2 separate regions of the Homo sapiens genome follow, and region 2 is linked to region 1. The links are chromatin loops, found by intact Hi-C in ENCODE. Cell type or tissue: HCT116. All regions are shown on one strand. Links, peaks and the distances in the headings refer to the core of each region. The heading gives the core; the rest is flanking DNA. Region 1 has its middle 230 kb from the start of NR2F1-AS1. Region 2 has its middle 280 kb from the start of NR2F1-AS1.

Region 1 (8,339 bases), core at 105-8,104:
GGTACCAGAACGAAGAAAAACAATTGTATTAGTTTCCTGTTGCCACTGTCACAAATTAACACAAATTTGGTGACTAGCAACAACACAGACATATTCTTTTACAGTTCTGGAGGTCAGGAGTCCGAATCAGTTTCACTGGGCTAAAGCTAAGGTGTTAGCAGAGCCATGCTTCCCGGGAATGCTCTAGGGGGAAACCCGTTTTCATTTCCTCGGCTTTTTCAGCGTCTGGAGATGCATTTTTTGTATTCTTTGGCTCATGGCCCCATTGCGTGCCCTCAAAGCCAGCCGCATAATATCTTCTTTCTTGACTGTGCTGCCCTCTGCTTCTGTCTGCTTCTGTGACATGGTCCTCTTCTCTTCTGTGGTCAAGTCTCCCTCTTCCTTCCCTTCTTAGACAGATACTTGTGGTTACATTTTGTGCTCATTGGGATGATCCAGAATCATCTCCCCATCTCAAGATCCTTAACTTAATGATATCTGCCAAGTCCCTTTTTGCCGTATAAGGTAACATTCAAAGATTCCAAAGATTAGTACATGGATATCTTTGGGACCCCTATTCAGCATAACAACCTTGCAGCCTTTTTTCAGAAAGATAGGGTGTGAGTCATATTGTTTCTAGAAGAGGCTCCTCACTACTTTTTGCTTTTTTGAAAATTTACAATATAAAAACAACTGTTTCAGCTCGATTAGCTTATTTCTCAGGAGAGATCTGACTATTGATATAAAGGAATATATATGTGTGTGTGTGTGTGTGTGTGTGTGTGTATATACATACACATTCTCTCTAGCAAAATAAACATATCTGTGGAATATCTTTGGGGAAATAGCTTTTCTTAAAATATATATGTGCTATCAAATGTTTTTGGTCTATTTAATTATAATATTTAATTACACATAAAACAAAAATTATAAAATTACATTTTATTCTTATGCAAATAATATTACAATCTCTGTCAGGTGCCTGTCTTTTAAAAATAGTTTACATCAGATATTTTGTCCTCTATTTTAGCCCAATCTACTCGTGTGTTCATGAAAGTCTGATCCTAAGTTACAGGATAAATATGTGTTAGAACTTAATAATTATTTCAGCTAATCTCATGTATTTCTTCTTGCAATTTGAATAATAATTATTTCAGCTTATGGGAAACATTGACAATTCACAAGTATTTTCCCTGTTGAGAGTAAGATCTTATTTTTAGTTTTTTCATAAAGTTTATTAGGACACTTTAGATTTGAAAATACAATAAATGGGAGGCCGAGGCAGGCGGATCATGAGGTCAGGAGTTCGAGACCAGCCTGGCCAACACAGTGAAACCCCATCTGTACTAAAAATACAAAAATTAGCTGGTTGTGGTGGCACACGCCTGTAGTCCCAGCTACTGAGGCGGCTGAGGCAGGAGAATTGCTTGAACTCGGGAGGCGGAGGTTGCAGTGAGCCGAGACCATGCCATTGCATTCCAGCTTGGGTGACAGAGTGAGACTCTGTCTCAAAAAAAAAAAAAAAAAAAAATACAATAAGTTCAGGGTCTGAAGAAGTTCTATTACCTTGATAAGGCCAATCATAAGATCCAGAACTCAGAGAAGACTTTCCCTAGAAGAGAGTTGAATAAAATTTTCAGGAAGTAGGTTTTGTATTATTATTATTTTAATAAGATTTCAACGGATAACTTTTCTACCAAGTCAATGGAATTAGATTTGCTTTTAGTCTTTGAAAAAATACTTCTCAATGAAAAATAAATATTTTGTTCTATTCTTAAAGAAAACCCAAGTTGTTTCAATAGAAGAAACGGAATTTTTGAATCACAAAACAGTTGTTCCTCCTGCAGGGGTTTAGGAAATAAAGGTGTTTCATAATTGTAACTGAATTGCTTTAAAAATGGAATCCAGCTTCAAAGCATGAAAGAGCCTCTGTTCTACAGATGAGGAAACTGAGGCACCATGGGATTACATGATTTGCCCATAATCACACCAGTAGTAAGTGATGAAACTTGGGTTCAAATTCAGAGTCTGTGTTTTACCTACCATACTAGAAGGAAGAGTGGAGGGTGAGGCTCAATTCTAAGGTGATATATGATGCTAAGAAGAGATAAGCTTAGACAGATGTAGGAAATAGTGTTGGCTTGAAAAGTCAGGGTCATAACCTCACAGTTAGAAGGTGGCAAAAGTTTCTAGATTTCCTGGGGTAGTACTTTTCAACCTGGTGTGTTCAACATTTTAGATTTTCATCTAGGTTAGTTTTTGTTATTATTGTTATGAGTGAAAGTCAGCCCAAAGAAAAATTTTGGAACACAAGGCTGGTGCCTGCTAAAGGATAAAGATGGATGTCAAGTGAGAGCCCCCAACCATCCATTCTTACCCGCTCCAGATCTTTTTATATCAGCTAGTTTCTTCTTGCATCATCAATCGCTCACTCTGCCCTGGTTCCTCGTGCTCAGCCTACAAACTTCTTTAAATCTTCTCTATCCTTAATATCATATTCCTTGGACACAACCTCCTCATCATGCTATCACTCAATTCCCCTTCTTCTCACATCTAATTTGTCATTAAGTTCTGTCTTTAGCATCCACATGACCGCCTCTTTAACCTAGGCCCTTATTCTTGCCTTGATTTTAATAGTTTTCTAATCTATTTTTCTGTCCCCAGTCCTCTTCAATGTCCATGCTGTAAGTGATCTGTAATCGATCACTGTCAGGAATGCCTCTTGCCCTTCACGAAGTCCTTCCAAGTCTTCCAGATGCAGCAGGAATGTTGTCCCCTTCCCTGGGGAGGAGGAATTGGCTGCCCCTCATCATACCTCTGCTGCACTCAGTTCCTATTTCTGGTCTGACTCCCCACTCCACCCCCTGCCCTGCTGCCCAAGAGATTGAAACTCTTCAAGGGCAAGGGCTTTGTCTTGGTATCCTCAGAGCTTGGTACAAGGGCCTGGGTCCCAGGAAGTGATCACGAATGTTTGTTGGGTGAATCAAGGGAGTCCTCATGAGAAGACCGATGGATGAATCAATGAAGTTACAGCAAGATGGTTTTCAAAATGAATGAAAGGCAGTTTTCTATGTTATATTTTCTTTCCTTTCATTTCAGGTTGGATTTTAGGGCTCACTGACCTAGACTATTCCTTTCTTACATTACAGGAAGAAACTTTTTTTTTTTTTTTCTGAGACGGAGTCTCGCTGTGTCCCCCAGGCTGGAGTGCAGTGGCTCAACCTCAGCTCACTGCAAGCTCCGCCTCCCAGGTTCACGCCATTCTCCTGCCTCAGCCTCCGGAGTAGCTGGGACTATAGGCGTCCGCCACCACGCCCGGCTAATTTTTTGTATTTTTAGTAGAGACGGGCTTTCACTGTGTTAGCCAGGATAGTCTCTATCTCCTCTCCTCGTGATCCGCCCGCCTCTGCCTCCCAAAGTGCTGGGATTACAGGCGTGAGCCACCGTGCCCAGCCTATAGGGAGAAACTTTTTGAGAATAATGTAAGATAACTAAATTAAGAGTCTCCAGTGAGCACTTTTCTTTCCTAGCATGGGATTAATTTTCTACCCATTAGTCTCCAAACAAAAATTTCAGGAAGCCTCATGTATACTTTGTTAATTGGGAAAAATATTTTTACTTGGCCTCCCAGTAATTCACAGGTGATTTGAGCTGTGTTTCTATCTTTTATAAGATAGGCATTTATAGACAGGGAATTTCCAAAGCAATTTTGAATACTGACTAAGGTCCTCTATTGCAAATTTCACAGAAGGAGGAAACTGTTAAGAAGAAAGGAAGCTAGCATTTACTGAACCTTAAATACTTGCCAAGCCCTCTCCTAAATGCCTTCACAAACATCTCACATCTCAAAACAACTTTGCCTGGAAGGCAAGACAAGACTGAGATGTGTACTCAGGGCCTCTACCTTCAAGTCCATATCTCCAAATATCTAGTTACATTTATACAAAGAATAGGCTGGGCGCTGCCTGTGGGAAGAGCTGAGAAGGAAGATGTTGCACAGGCTTAGCCATCCGTTTATTGTTTTTGCAATTCAGCCCTGGCTGAAAAGAGCAAAGCAAAATCTTGTATTACCTAGACCTTCCCTATTTAGAAGATAGTTTATGCCCAGTTACTATAACTTAAAGATACCTCTTACAATCTCACTCCACTTCTGTACCCCAAAAATAACTGTGTTAGAACATAGGTGAAGGTAGTGCCACAGAGATCCCAATAGCAAGATGGAAGTGTATTTTTCACAGTCCAGTTCGTAAGCATTCCAGGACTGGTATGGTGTCTCTATGGTATTAGGGATTCAGACGGCTGTAGCTTGTTGCTATACCATTCCTAATGTCGGGTTTTCCCTCATGGTCCACAATGGCTTCCTACCATGGCCACATTCCATCGAGTGGGAAGGAGAAAAGGGAAAGCGGGAAGGAGATGCCACTCCCCTTCTTTTTTTTTTTTTTTTTGAGACGGAGTCTTGCTCTGTGGCCCAGGCGGGAGTGCAGTGGCGCAATCTCGGCTCACTGCAAGCTCCGCCTCCCGGGTTCACGCCATTCTCCTGCCTCAGCCTCCCGAGTAGCTGGGACTACAGGCGCCCGCCATCACGCCCGGCTAATTTTTTTGTATTTTTTTAGTAGAGACGGGGTTTCACCGTGTTAGCCAGGATGGTCTCCATCTCCTGACCTCGTGATCCACCCGCCTCGGCCTCCCAAAGTGCTGGGATTACAAGCGTGAGCCACCGCGCCCGGCCCACTCCCCTTCTTTTTATGGGCATGATTTGGAAGCTGCAGGTGTCACGTCCGCTCACATCCCATTGGCTAAAACCTAGTCAGATGACTACATTGAGAAAGTGTAGCCTTCCCAGCCTGGTCACATGGAAGGAAGGAGAATGGATGTCAGATATCAATTATTCTCTGCCGTAGGTTTATCAAATGTATTTCAACTAAATGTGACACTGTTTATGAAAGGAGTTATGTGTCTATGTTTCTCCTCCCATTTTATTTTCAGAGATTGGCAAATATCGGGGAGATTTTGTGTCCCTTTTAGATTGGAATCTTTGGCCACTGCCCAGAGAGCTCGTCTCTTTAGCAGAGTTAGCTATCGGTGCTATATTCCCTTCTCACAGATGAGATCAGAGAGCATCAACAAGATGGGGGTGCCTTGTGTTTCTCTGGGTTTTCCCTGGTTCTCCCTTCAAAATTTAGCGAAATAGAGGATTTTAGCCATTTAAGAGGAGGTCTTAGACTCTGAGCCTTAATAGCTCTTATGGTCACATACTAATATAGCCTTTATATCCCCTGATTAGTTCCTGGATTGTTCTTATTAGTGAACTTTCTGGCAGCTAATAAAAATTAGGATATTCTTTCTGATGCTATGATTAATTTTAAAATTATTTTTTTTTTGTAAGCACTCAATCTCAGCCAGTTCTCTCTCCTCCGTTTCTCTAGATCAATGTCTACAGATTCATCTGGGTTTCTCAAAGAGCTGTGAGTGAAGCAATTGCAGAAACACTGTAACTGAAGCAGTTGTCAAGTACTGGGAACCCAGTTGTTCTAACTGGCAGATCTCATTCAGGGTGACAGGCTCGGACTCTGCAGAAGCCAGTTATGTCCAAACATTTTCAAGGTTTAGGGCGTCAGTGTTTGCTCAGTGTTTCCCCTCTTTGTCCCAATTCTGTTCTTTCTAATCTCTCTTCGTCTTGTCCTAGAGGATATTCTCCAGCTTCAATTTTCTAAACCATTGGAAACACCGTTTTAACATGCCGGCACTAAGAGCTTTACCTTTCTTAACCATTTTCCTCACCTATAAGATAAGAACTGTGAAGACTTCTATGTTACAGGATAGGATATTGAAATATGGAGAGGCTAAGAAACTTGTCCAAGATTATGTAACAGGTAAAGCCAGGATTCAAAACTGCCATTATCTCCATTCTGTAACTTTGGAAAGCTATAGCTACTTGAATGTAAGTAACCTGCCTTAGGCTGCACCGGTAGTAGGTAGCAGAACTGGGGTTCAAGTTCAAGTCGCTAATTCCAGACCTCCTGCTCTTTTTGTCCACCATGCTTAATGTGCAATATGGCCACCTTACAGGGATGTGGGCTCCTTGTGTATTACCTGTGATTCTCCTGGAAGCCTCCCCGTGCCCCACCCCCAGGTAGGAAAAACTGATTGAATCTCAGCAGAGCAGAAAGGCAGCTGTTGCACATATGCTGCACCATAAGGTGCTATGGAAGTATTACCTATATTTCATATCCTTGTTCAAATCTCCACTCTCCCATTCACCTGCCAGCATAAGGACTGTGGTTTTCTTTTGCAGGAGGATAACCTGAAATGCTGCTTTTAGATCAGAAAGCTAAGAGGTTCATACATCCTGCCTGGATGAGAATGTTTTTCAGCCTCAGAGCCTATAAAAATATTGTGGCATGAATGGTACAGCTGAAACAACAGAATGCTGGGAAAATGAGTCTGCAAAATGTACTTGAAATATTAGTCATCAACACGGTATAAAACACCCTTTTTACCATAAAGGGAAGACTGTGCCTGAGAGCTAAGTACACTTTCGCCTGCAGGAGCAGGTGGGGAGCGTAGGTTTATGTTCTACAAACTCTTAACTACCCAAACCCATCTACTAATATGAAGATTAAAGGGTGGGAATATATCTCATTCCTCTGGACTTTCCTAACTTTTCTTCAGAGGTGATAGAAAACATATGTGTCTTCATATTATAAAGACATTGGAATACATATATATATTCCTATATATATAGTTTTATATATATATACACACAATTTAAACAACTAATATAAATATATTTTATATAAACCTATACTGCATATTTTATATTTGTAACCCTGTTGTTCAAAAGTTTGTTTGTGAATTAACCTGGAAACAAAAGGTTTTCTGACTACTCTTTGTTTCAATAAAAACATTGAAACTAAAAGTGTAAATGAAAGGAGAAATACGAAATGATATTAAAATGTGCTAAGGGCATTACTTTGGCTGTCTTCTGGAGAGGTGAATGTGAGGGGCGGGGGATGTGGCTTTCATTAAAAATGATTAAAAATCTTTAAAAAAATCCCCTTCAGAGTTTCTGCAGAATTTTAGCCCAAATTGCCAAAGATTTTTGTTATTAAGGTGACTTTTCATCCTAATCTGTTCAGGTGATGGCTTTAAAATCTCCATCTGCATTTTTGTCAGGAGAGTTCATTTTTTATAAATGCATTCTGATACTTGGCGAACTGTTCCCCTCTTGGGTTTCAGGGTGGGCGGTGTCACCGCCTCAGTGCCAGGGCGGATGAGCTGTGGGGCCACGAGAACCTTTCTGGCCAATGCCTCAGCAAATGCCTGTCCCCTGTGCAGCTCCCAGCAGGGGTGCAGGGGGCCTAGTCAGCTGATGTCTACAGCAGCCTTGAACCCTTTTTACAATAATGGATTCAGAGAGCTTGAGTGAGCCGACAGCGCTGGATTTCCAAACGCATTCTAAACACAGGGGATTGATCCTCTGCTTTAATTAGCAGCCTCATCGATCCTCGCACTTCCCTACGTGTCTCTGCCGTGGTGGGTGCATGCCTCATCTAAATAAATGGCTCCTTTGCAAGTCACTTGTCAGCACAGGGCATTTCCCGGATGCTGGCAGTTTGGCCATTCGTCAAGGCGCCAGCATTTGGTGACTGCTGGTAATGGATTTTCAGGTTTGTTTTACGAAGAGTTTCATGCAAATACTTTGAAGAACTTTGGCAGCACTTGAGTGAACACAACTCAGCGTGGGACATGAACCTCGGAGCAGCGGACGGTGCGCCGTGCCAGCAGCCTGTTCACGCGCTCCTGGGGTTGGTGGTTCCTGAAATTCCAAGAGAGCTGGTCGGCCTGAAGGAGCAAGAAGTCGGCTGTTGTCACCAGGGCAGGGCTGGCTCCCACAGGTATTCTGGCCATGCGGGCTTGGCACTAATTCAGGAGTCTGTGGCTGAGTCCTGTTGGAGTTGCAGAGTGAAGGATACTTGCACAGAACTCTTAGAGGTTCTGGGGCCAAAAGATTTCCATCTCTGAGAAGTTTTTCAGGATTTTGACCTAAGACTTATGTGCTAAAAGTCAGCGCCGGGGCATTGTCTCTGGTGCATCTTGATGCAAGCCTGGTTGAGTGGAGTGAGCACCGGACTAGGAGTCCTCAGGAGAAAGGAGTCTGGTGCTCGCTCTGCTTCTACCTGACCGCGTGACCTTGGCCACGTCCCTCTCTTGGTAGCTACAATGTGCAGCAGGTGGACGGAAACTTCTTGGAGTAGCCAGTTTGGGGAACTGGAAGTGGAGTTGAGGGGTGAGGCAGATTTGTCCACAGGCAGCAGCACACCGTCCGAAGCACCATTAGCCACGGTCTCCCCGCA
Region 2 (8,339 bases), core at 53-8,052, 49 kb after region 1:
AGTTGCCTTCTAAGCACTATACATTGACACTGGCACTAGGGATGGGAAAATGACTGAGACATAGTAGGTTTACTCTAAAAGTTTATAGTTTGGTGACAAGGATGGAGAAGTTAGATGTGTAAAGAAATACAATAGGGTAGAAAACATAAAAATTAACATGTGAGTAAATAATTAAAATAAAGCAGATGAAACGTGTATATAGTCAGCTCTCCATATCTTTGCATTCTGAATCTGTAGATTCAAATGACTGAGGATCAAAAACATTTGGAAAACAAAAAAGGATGGTTGCACCTGTACTGAACATGTACAGGTGTTTTTTTTTGTCTTATGGTCATTGCCTAAACAGTACAGTGTAACAACTATTTATATAACATTGACATTGTATTAGGTATTATAAGTAACTAGAAATTATTAAAGTATATGGGAGGATGGGCACAGGTTGTATGCAAATACTATGCCATTTTATGTAAGGGACTTGAGCATCTGCAGATCTTGGTATCCGCAGGGTCCTGGACTCAGTCCTTGGAGGATAACACAAGAGAATTGTATAATTATGAAGGCAGTGATAAGGAAGAAGGGATGGGATGAGTGACTGTAACCTATAGTGATCACTAAGTCACTCTATCAATCAAAGTTCAGTGCAGAAAAGAGAAATTGCTCTGGGAGCTTCAAGCAGAAAGAGTTTAATACAGGGGATTATGAATTTACAAAACCATGGGGAGAGATCGGAGGAATGGAAGTCAGGTTGCTGACATCTGATTTCCGGTTTCTTGTTGTTCCTTTGCTGCAGCAATTGAGTGGTTAGAAAAGTGCTGGCCACTACCCCCACGGCTTCTACTTCCTGGCGGCCTCTCCCTGAGGACACTGGTGAGCAGTGAGGAGGATGTGGAGTCCAGAGCTGCCAGCACAGGTGACTGTCAGAGCTTGTTTGGCAAGTGCGGCTGCCACTTGAAGATAGCTTCCCTTGTGTTTCAGATTTGTCACAAGTGCATCTCTTTGGCTGCATCCAGAATACTCACAGAACAGCTGCAAGGGAGCCTGGGAAATGTAGTTTTATTCTTTCCAGTGCCTGTAATTCAGAGGGTGGGAATGAATGCCAAGAATTAATACTCAATTTCAGTCACCTTGGAATGAATTTATCAGATTATCAAGCATAAAGCAGGTGACTGAAGAATGGGTACATTAAATTGATACATTTTCACTAGGTCAGGAAGAAGGGATTCTAGAAAATAGGACTTCAAAGAGCCCACTTGGCAGGAGACCTGGAGGTTGAGAGTGGAAAGACTGAGGACATGCAGTTATAAAGCACGGGCAATTTATCTTGAGGAAATGTAAATTGTTTTTCATTATTATATAGGACATATAAAATAATGCTAGAAATACAAATAAAAACAACAAATGATATGATGATGAAGACAGTGTATGTGTAAATGTCTGATCAACTCTAAAGCCCTGACATAAATAATACTGCTGGTAGGTGTTATATTCTCAAGGAAACAGGTTTAGGAAAGTTAGCAACTTGCCCAAGTTCACTCTGCTGCGTATTAGTACTTGAACCGAATCTTTCTCTATTCCTCCTTTCCATTCTTCCTTCCTCCCTCTTTTTCTCCTTCCTTCCTTCTTTCCTGTAAATTACTGAGCATCTACTATCTGCTACGGTCTTTGCTTAGATGGTCAAGACAAAACCCTTTCCCTCAAAGAGGCAATAGCCTTCTAGCTTGTCTGATGTTCATTCAGGATTTTTTTTTTCCATTTCATAATACGTACCTCCCAGAATTATATTAGGAGCACTGGACTCTGTTAGGAAACTAGCCCCTTTTATCTTTATTAAGAAGACAGAAACCAAGGAATAAGCCAGTTTTAACCATGAGGCAGTAGAATCTATATTCAGATCTTCAGGACTCAGTTGAGGCAGTCAGTATGGCCTCCTTGTTGGTAAATAGATCATGTGGATTTTATACAGGATCATGTGTAAGGGCTATAGGATTTGACTCATGGGAAAAAAACAAAATGAAAGACTAAAAATGGCTTCAAAATATCACCAGGGTATTAAAGTGAAGCTAACCACATAAAAGACACATGACATTTGCCTGTGAATAGATAGACTGAGCATTTCAGTTCTTATGCTAGTTTTTAGCTGCCAGTGATTCTTGTGGCACCGATCCAAGTTTTCAGGACACTATCACATTTTAAAGTTTTCCTAATGAATTATAATAACATTTCTGTAGTTTACATCAAATTGTGTTGAATGGCATTTTTAGCAAATTGTGTCACTTTGTGAATTTCCAAATTTTACAAAATTTCTTGTGCCAAAAAATAATCAGTGAAAATGATTTTGTGTGAAACTTTTTGAAAGCCAAGTTTAGCTGATTTTGCTAAACAGCACAAGCAAACAATTTATTCAATCTTTCTCCAAGTCCTGTTTCTGTGCCTTGTTCTCTGCTTCTAGGCCCCCCTTCTTTCCCCCTTACTAAGCTTCTTTCACTCTGTTTACTGGCCTTTGTTTCTGCTCGGAGTTTGTCTTTCTCTAACATTATCAGCCCTTCCCATACCCCTCAACCCCTAACTATACCAAGCCTTGGGCGATGGTTTTGGGTTGAGGGTCACAGAGGTCATGGATTTTCCACTCAAAGAAAGAAAGAAAAAAGGGCAAAAGAAATGATCACTTTTGCTCTCTCTTTTGCCCTTGGTGCTGAGAAATTCATTTGTGAGTACCCTAGCAAGCATGGTTACTGTGGGTTTGAAACAAGCATAGTACTCACCACAAGAGATGCCATAATAATGCTGCTTAGGATAAAAGAGTGTATTTATATTTGTCTGGACTCATGTTTTAAGAACATTTCATGTGCATGGTTAGAGTACCTAAGTAGAATTTTGAGCTTGTCCTTCTGATCTATTTCCCAAACATGGAGAAAATAACGGGGAGTGCAAACAACATAGATTTTGGAGGCAGTTTTTGGATTTGAATCCTGGCTTTCCAACCACTTAATCTTCCTGAGTGTCCGTATTCTCTGTTACCAAATAGGGAAAACAGCAACTGATATAACAATAATTAGAACAATAGTTACCATTAGTCAAACAATTATTATATGCTGGGCAATCTGCTAAGTACTTGTATGTATTATTCTAAACCCTGTACAACACTAGGTAGTAGCATTATTATCCCCATTTTATGGATGAGGAGACTGAGGTAAGGAAATGTTAAATTACTTCTAGGCCACTTAGGTAAGAAGTGAAGATGGGTTTTGTCTAATTCCAAAGCCCAGTTTTTGAAACGTTATACCAGATGGACATGAGTTTTAAATGATACAACAGAGTATCAGAAATATAGGAAGGGGACATTCTTTTATTTTGTTTTGAGTTGTTTTAAGGTTAGAAATTTCAGGAAGCATAAGACAGCTCCATTTCCTGCTTTGGCGTCTTTGGAATTTTCTCTACTTATCTCCTGTATGTGGGCACAGACTGGATCACAAGACGGTGGCTGAAGGCTGTGACCTAGACCATGGGAGATAGCCAGTCAATTACCAGCTCTATTTCTTTGACCACATAAAAAAATGTGGTAAACTGTCTGGAAAATACCACAACAAACTGCAACTGGGGCACTGCCTTGTCTCAGATCAAAGATTGTAAGAGGATGTTGTGCCCCGAAGGAAGGAATACTCAGAGGGTGGAGGGTGGAGAAGGGGATGGGATTGAGACCAGAAACATCCCCGCCGTCAATTACTCTTCATTATGTCCCTAATGGAAGCCACAGAAGCTTACAGTGACTATTGCAGAAAAGCCACATAATTATAGAGCAGCAGTCTTGTGGCTTCCATGTGTGTTTTTGTGATCCTAGGCTGTATCTAGCCCACGTGCTAATTTCTACCTGCTGAATACAATTTGGTTTGCAATAAGCGATGCTTTCGAGAACTTTCTCAGCAACTCATCTTAAGGCAGGATTTTTGTCTAAACCACGTGAAGCCAGAGAATTCTCACAAACATCTGATGGGTATGTTTTGCTTAAGGAGAATAATGAGACTTCTGCAGAAAAAGTCGTCTGAAATGAACTGTGGCAAGTGCTTTAGGTATGTCTGTAAATTTGGGCTTCTGCGAATTTAGTTATGCCTTTTAGATCACAGTTTGTGAAATCACAGTGGGTTTTTTTTCCCTGAGGTTTCAGGATGTTTTTGATGATTTCATGACCTTTTCCCTAAATAGCACCTATTACTTTGATACAGAATTTTTGAAGTGCTTCACAATCTTTTGCTATTCCCTGGGGTCTAGGCCAACATTCTTATCGTCTCTATTTTAAGATGAAACACAGAGAGTTTAAGTGACTTGCCCATGGGCTCCCAGCAAGTGGGTGTCTGTGCTGGACACAAATTTCTTAAGCTTTTGGCTTTAGATGAGTTCACTGAGCTACGTATTTCCCCCAGCAATTATTTATACACATTATGTGTCTGACCTGGATATGCTGGTGCTTATTTTCCATTTGCATAATGAGGAATACATCAGGCATCCAAGAAGGAAGGTGGCCTCAACATAAGGGGCTGAGTCCTAATGTGGACCTGGCTTTCTAGGTTCAGGGAGGGTCAGGGAGCACGGGCACCTTGTACTTGGCGCAGGACTGGAATTGAGCATTCTGGGTAGAATCTAGTCAGAGCGAAGTGAAGCCCATGAGCTGGCTATGCCTCCAGACAGAAAAGCAGAGGGGTCGTTTTCTTGCTGGGTCTTTCCAAATGTAAAATACAGTTCAACTGTGGAATCCTTTTCTACCTTTTAGGCAACCAGAGAGGGATCTTTGAGAAATACTGTGGGTAATGAAGCTTATATTCAGGTACAACAACAAATATAGGATCTAGGTGAGGAGAGAAACCTGTTTTTTGTTGTTTGTTTTTGTTTTGCCTCTTGAACTCAGGAGGATACATCATAAAGGGTATTTTTAAAAATATGCAGGGATAATTAAATATCATAGTTTGATAAGTTATTTCTTTTTAATTGACTTTTATTAATCATTTTTTAGATTATAAAATGATCTTGTCCTATTATAAGCTAATTCAATAAACTTTAGGAAATATAAGTAGAGACAATAAAATACAATCACCCTGAATTTCACAACTCAGGGGTAACCTTTATTAACATTTTGGCATATTTTTCTCTTTTTTAAAAAATATGCCTCACTTTGCATCAGGCTCTGTTAACAAAAAGGTGGGGGAGCTGACTTTTTTCTTTTTGACAATAATTATATATTTAAATAAATTATATAATTTATTACCTATTTTATATACACATAGGATTATACTATGCATATTGCCTTATAACCTGCTTTATAAACTTACATTTAATATATTTTGAATATCTTCTCTCGTTATTAGTCTTCCCCAGTATCATTCCTGATGACTGCATAGCACTTCATTGCATAATCGTGTCATCATTTGTTTAACCAGTTCCTCATTGCTAGATATTTATGTTGTTTCCAAGTTTTCCAGGTTATAGACAAGCTATGATGAAGATGTAAATCTTACTTATAACAGCATCAGATCATATATTTTATCTGTATCTTCTGGAAGACCTGAAACATAAGGTTGTCAGCAATATTAATGCTGTATTAATCTTTTAACAGGAAAACTTGAGATGAAGAAATGGCTTTGAGTCTAGCCAGGGCTAAGGTGATAATATGTCAAACAGTAAAGTGCTCATTCTCATTGACTAGAAATGCAGACAAACTCAATAAGCTAAGAGCCATATGTGGCTAAGGAAATATATTTCTCATATAGCAGACTAGATAATGGTAGACTAGTATTTAATTAAGATACTGAATACAACCCTTAACAAGTGTTAAAAAGTAGGTAACTTATTTGTATACATTTGAAGTGTGCTGAAGTAGTTGTCAGGACATAAATGTTTCAGTTCAGTCATCTTTGAAGTGGCCTTCTCAAGGCACATTTCCAAACTAAAAACCAAACTAAACAAACAGAAAACCCCCAACTCCCAAACAATAACTACCAGCACAAAACCTCCCAAAACTCCACATTTTGTTTCCTTCATTTGATTTTCCATTAGTAAGATCTGATTCTACCTTTAAAAATTCTGTAGATCTCACTAAATGTTTTTAGAAAGATCAAGTTACCTCATGCAATTTTTTCTTGTATAGGTCTGTATTGCTAAAGAAACACACTTTTTTTTGTATCATTTATTTTAAGCTGAAACACTTTTGTGAACATTAAAAGAAGCCTATTTAAATTTTACCCATTCTTACCTCAGCTTTTTTTTTCTCTCCAGATTATTATTATTATTATTATTTTTTGCACATATATTTTCTCTGACTTTCAAGCCAGGACTGATGATGACTTGACTGGCAGACATGAATGTCTGGGCTGAAGAGACGTGATCTTAGCAAATTGCAGCAATTCTATAGACTGAAGCAATCAAAAGCATGCATTTTTGACAACTCGGACATTTATAGTTTGTATCTTCTATACCAGGACCCAGAAGTGACATAATGATGTCAGCTTTCCCCCCAGATAGTTTGGATGGCTCTGTGAACATGGTTAGAGAATACCATGTTTTGTTTTCCTTCTCCTTGGGGTGACCATTGTCTCCCGTTAGTCCTGTGCTCAGTGAGTCATTAATTAAACCCAGAATCTTTATAAGTGACCTGTTGCGGCATTGAGGTTTATTCCCAACTTATTCTGCTTCACCGCATAATATTCGGTCAATGTGCCTTGTTTTTATTTTTTAAAAATTTCGCTTGTTCTTCCTTACACCACGAGGATTCATTTTTGAGATGGAGAGCAAAAGGCTAGGTTAAGAAAAACATAGCCACCTCCAGAGTGCAAAAACTGCAATAAACCCATCACCTCTAACAACAGCAGAGCATGAAAAGATAAAAAACAGCCTGCCAAGAATGTAGTAACCACCCATTCACTTTTAAATGCTCTCCACACTTCAATGCACAGACCTAATTACTTTTCTGCATTCCCAAATCCACTTTGCCCATACTGCAATCAGAAACCTGGCGTTAAAATATTTTAGACTTGGAGGATCAAGACTAATTACGGGCCTTAGCTGCACCTTTTGGTTTTTCTCCCCCGTTCCCCCTCCTCTTCTTTGGGTTACTTTAAAGCACGCTCCACTGGAAGAAAGGCTGCCCAGTCCCAGTGGGGGGTGAAGCAGAGAGAGAATAAAACAAAGAACAACTCAACTCAATTCAGTAAGCTTCAATGAAGCTGGTATATTTAATGTGAGCCCAGGGTTAGCCCACAGAATTGTGGCAGAATGCAATATTCTCAACAAAAAAAGATGTGTTTAAGGTCGGGTAAGGCCCCATAAGGCTGTTGTTGGTGTTTAAGCAGTCCACTGAGGTATTTAGCACCAAGGGTTTCTAAACATTCCAGCTGAGAATTAAACCGCAGCTTTACAGTAGCTGCTTAAAGGTTTGGGGGGCTGGGAGCGTCCCCTCCCCCTTGTATTGAAAGGTCAACAAACAGTAGGAAAGATCATGTCATAACAAAGATGAAGTCACCTATTATTGAGTATAGTGACAGCTAATAGCACTATCAGAGGAACTAATCCAAGGTATTAAATAGTGTAATTGTTAAAATAATATCATGGTTATTAGAACACCCAAGCATGAGACGTTCTTCATGTTACGTAACATGAAAGTTTTACAGGTGAGCTTAACTTTCCTGTGACAGGCACTTGCTATAAATATGTAAATATTAGAAAATTGCCTCCGTACTACAATTTTCCTGTAGCATACAGAATGCATTTTTGATATGCAGATGTAATGTTTCATGGCATTTACTAAACTACTTTTGGGTAATTATGCCAAGACTTACACTCTTAAAAAGCTTTCATTCACACAAAATAATTTACTGTGAAAGTTGGTGTTAATGTTTTACTTTGTTCAAGCATTTTTAGTTTCACGGATTTAATAAGACAAATACACACAAAAAAGCACAGTTTCTCGAAGATGAATTCCTGAAACAGCTAAGGGAGGCTGAATGCTGATAGAATTAACTTCATGGAAATTTCAGCTCTAAGTTTGAATTCCAGTGTTATGAAACTAGATCTGGGCATAGATATCAGGTTTATAGAACTATTATTCAGAATATTAGGAAGAAATGTGGTCACCTTGAAGGAGTACAAATGTCACAAAAACAGAGGAAACCTCAACATCAACTACCAAAATTCTTCTCTATTTCTTTTAGTTTCCACTAGTAAAGAATCCAGATCACAAGTTGTGTTGTAGGAGATGGTTAAAACCAATAGGATGCTTCAGGTAGTCAGAGCTTGCAGGACACTTAAAAAAAACAATGCAGGTCGGACGCGGTGGCTCACGCCTGTAATCCCAG

Evidence for each region. A loop is a pair of places that touch in the nucleus more often than their neighbours do. Peaks named below come from ENCODE experiments on the same cell type or tissue, not always from the same donor. Only the 100,000 strongest peaks of a DNase experiment are listed, where the experiment ranks them.
Region 2: it touches region 1 in a loop (6-fold over the local background); 3 of 110 quality-filtered maps call a loop at or near these places.

What each region holds. Positions count from the first base shown.
Region 1 is chr5:93,347,872-93,356,210 of GRCh38, reverse strand. No RefSeq gene overlaps it. Among named protein-coding and RNA genes, the nearest start is that of NR2F1-AS1, 230 kb to the left of the region's middle. In HCT116, for the core only: no CTCF peak of the experiment used is centred there; no DNase peak of the experiment used is centred there.
Region 2 is chr5:93,298,778-93,307,116 of GRCh38, reverse strand. No RefSeq gene overlaps it. Among named protein-coding and RNA genes, the nearest start is that of NR2F1-AS1, 280 kb to the left of the region's middle. RefSeq lists enhancers at 6,823-7,530, 6,347-8,121. In HCT116, for the core only: no CTCF peak of the experiment used is centred there; no DNase peak of the experiment used is centred there; H3K27ac peaks cover 2,781 bases.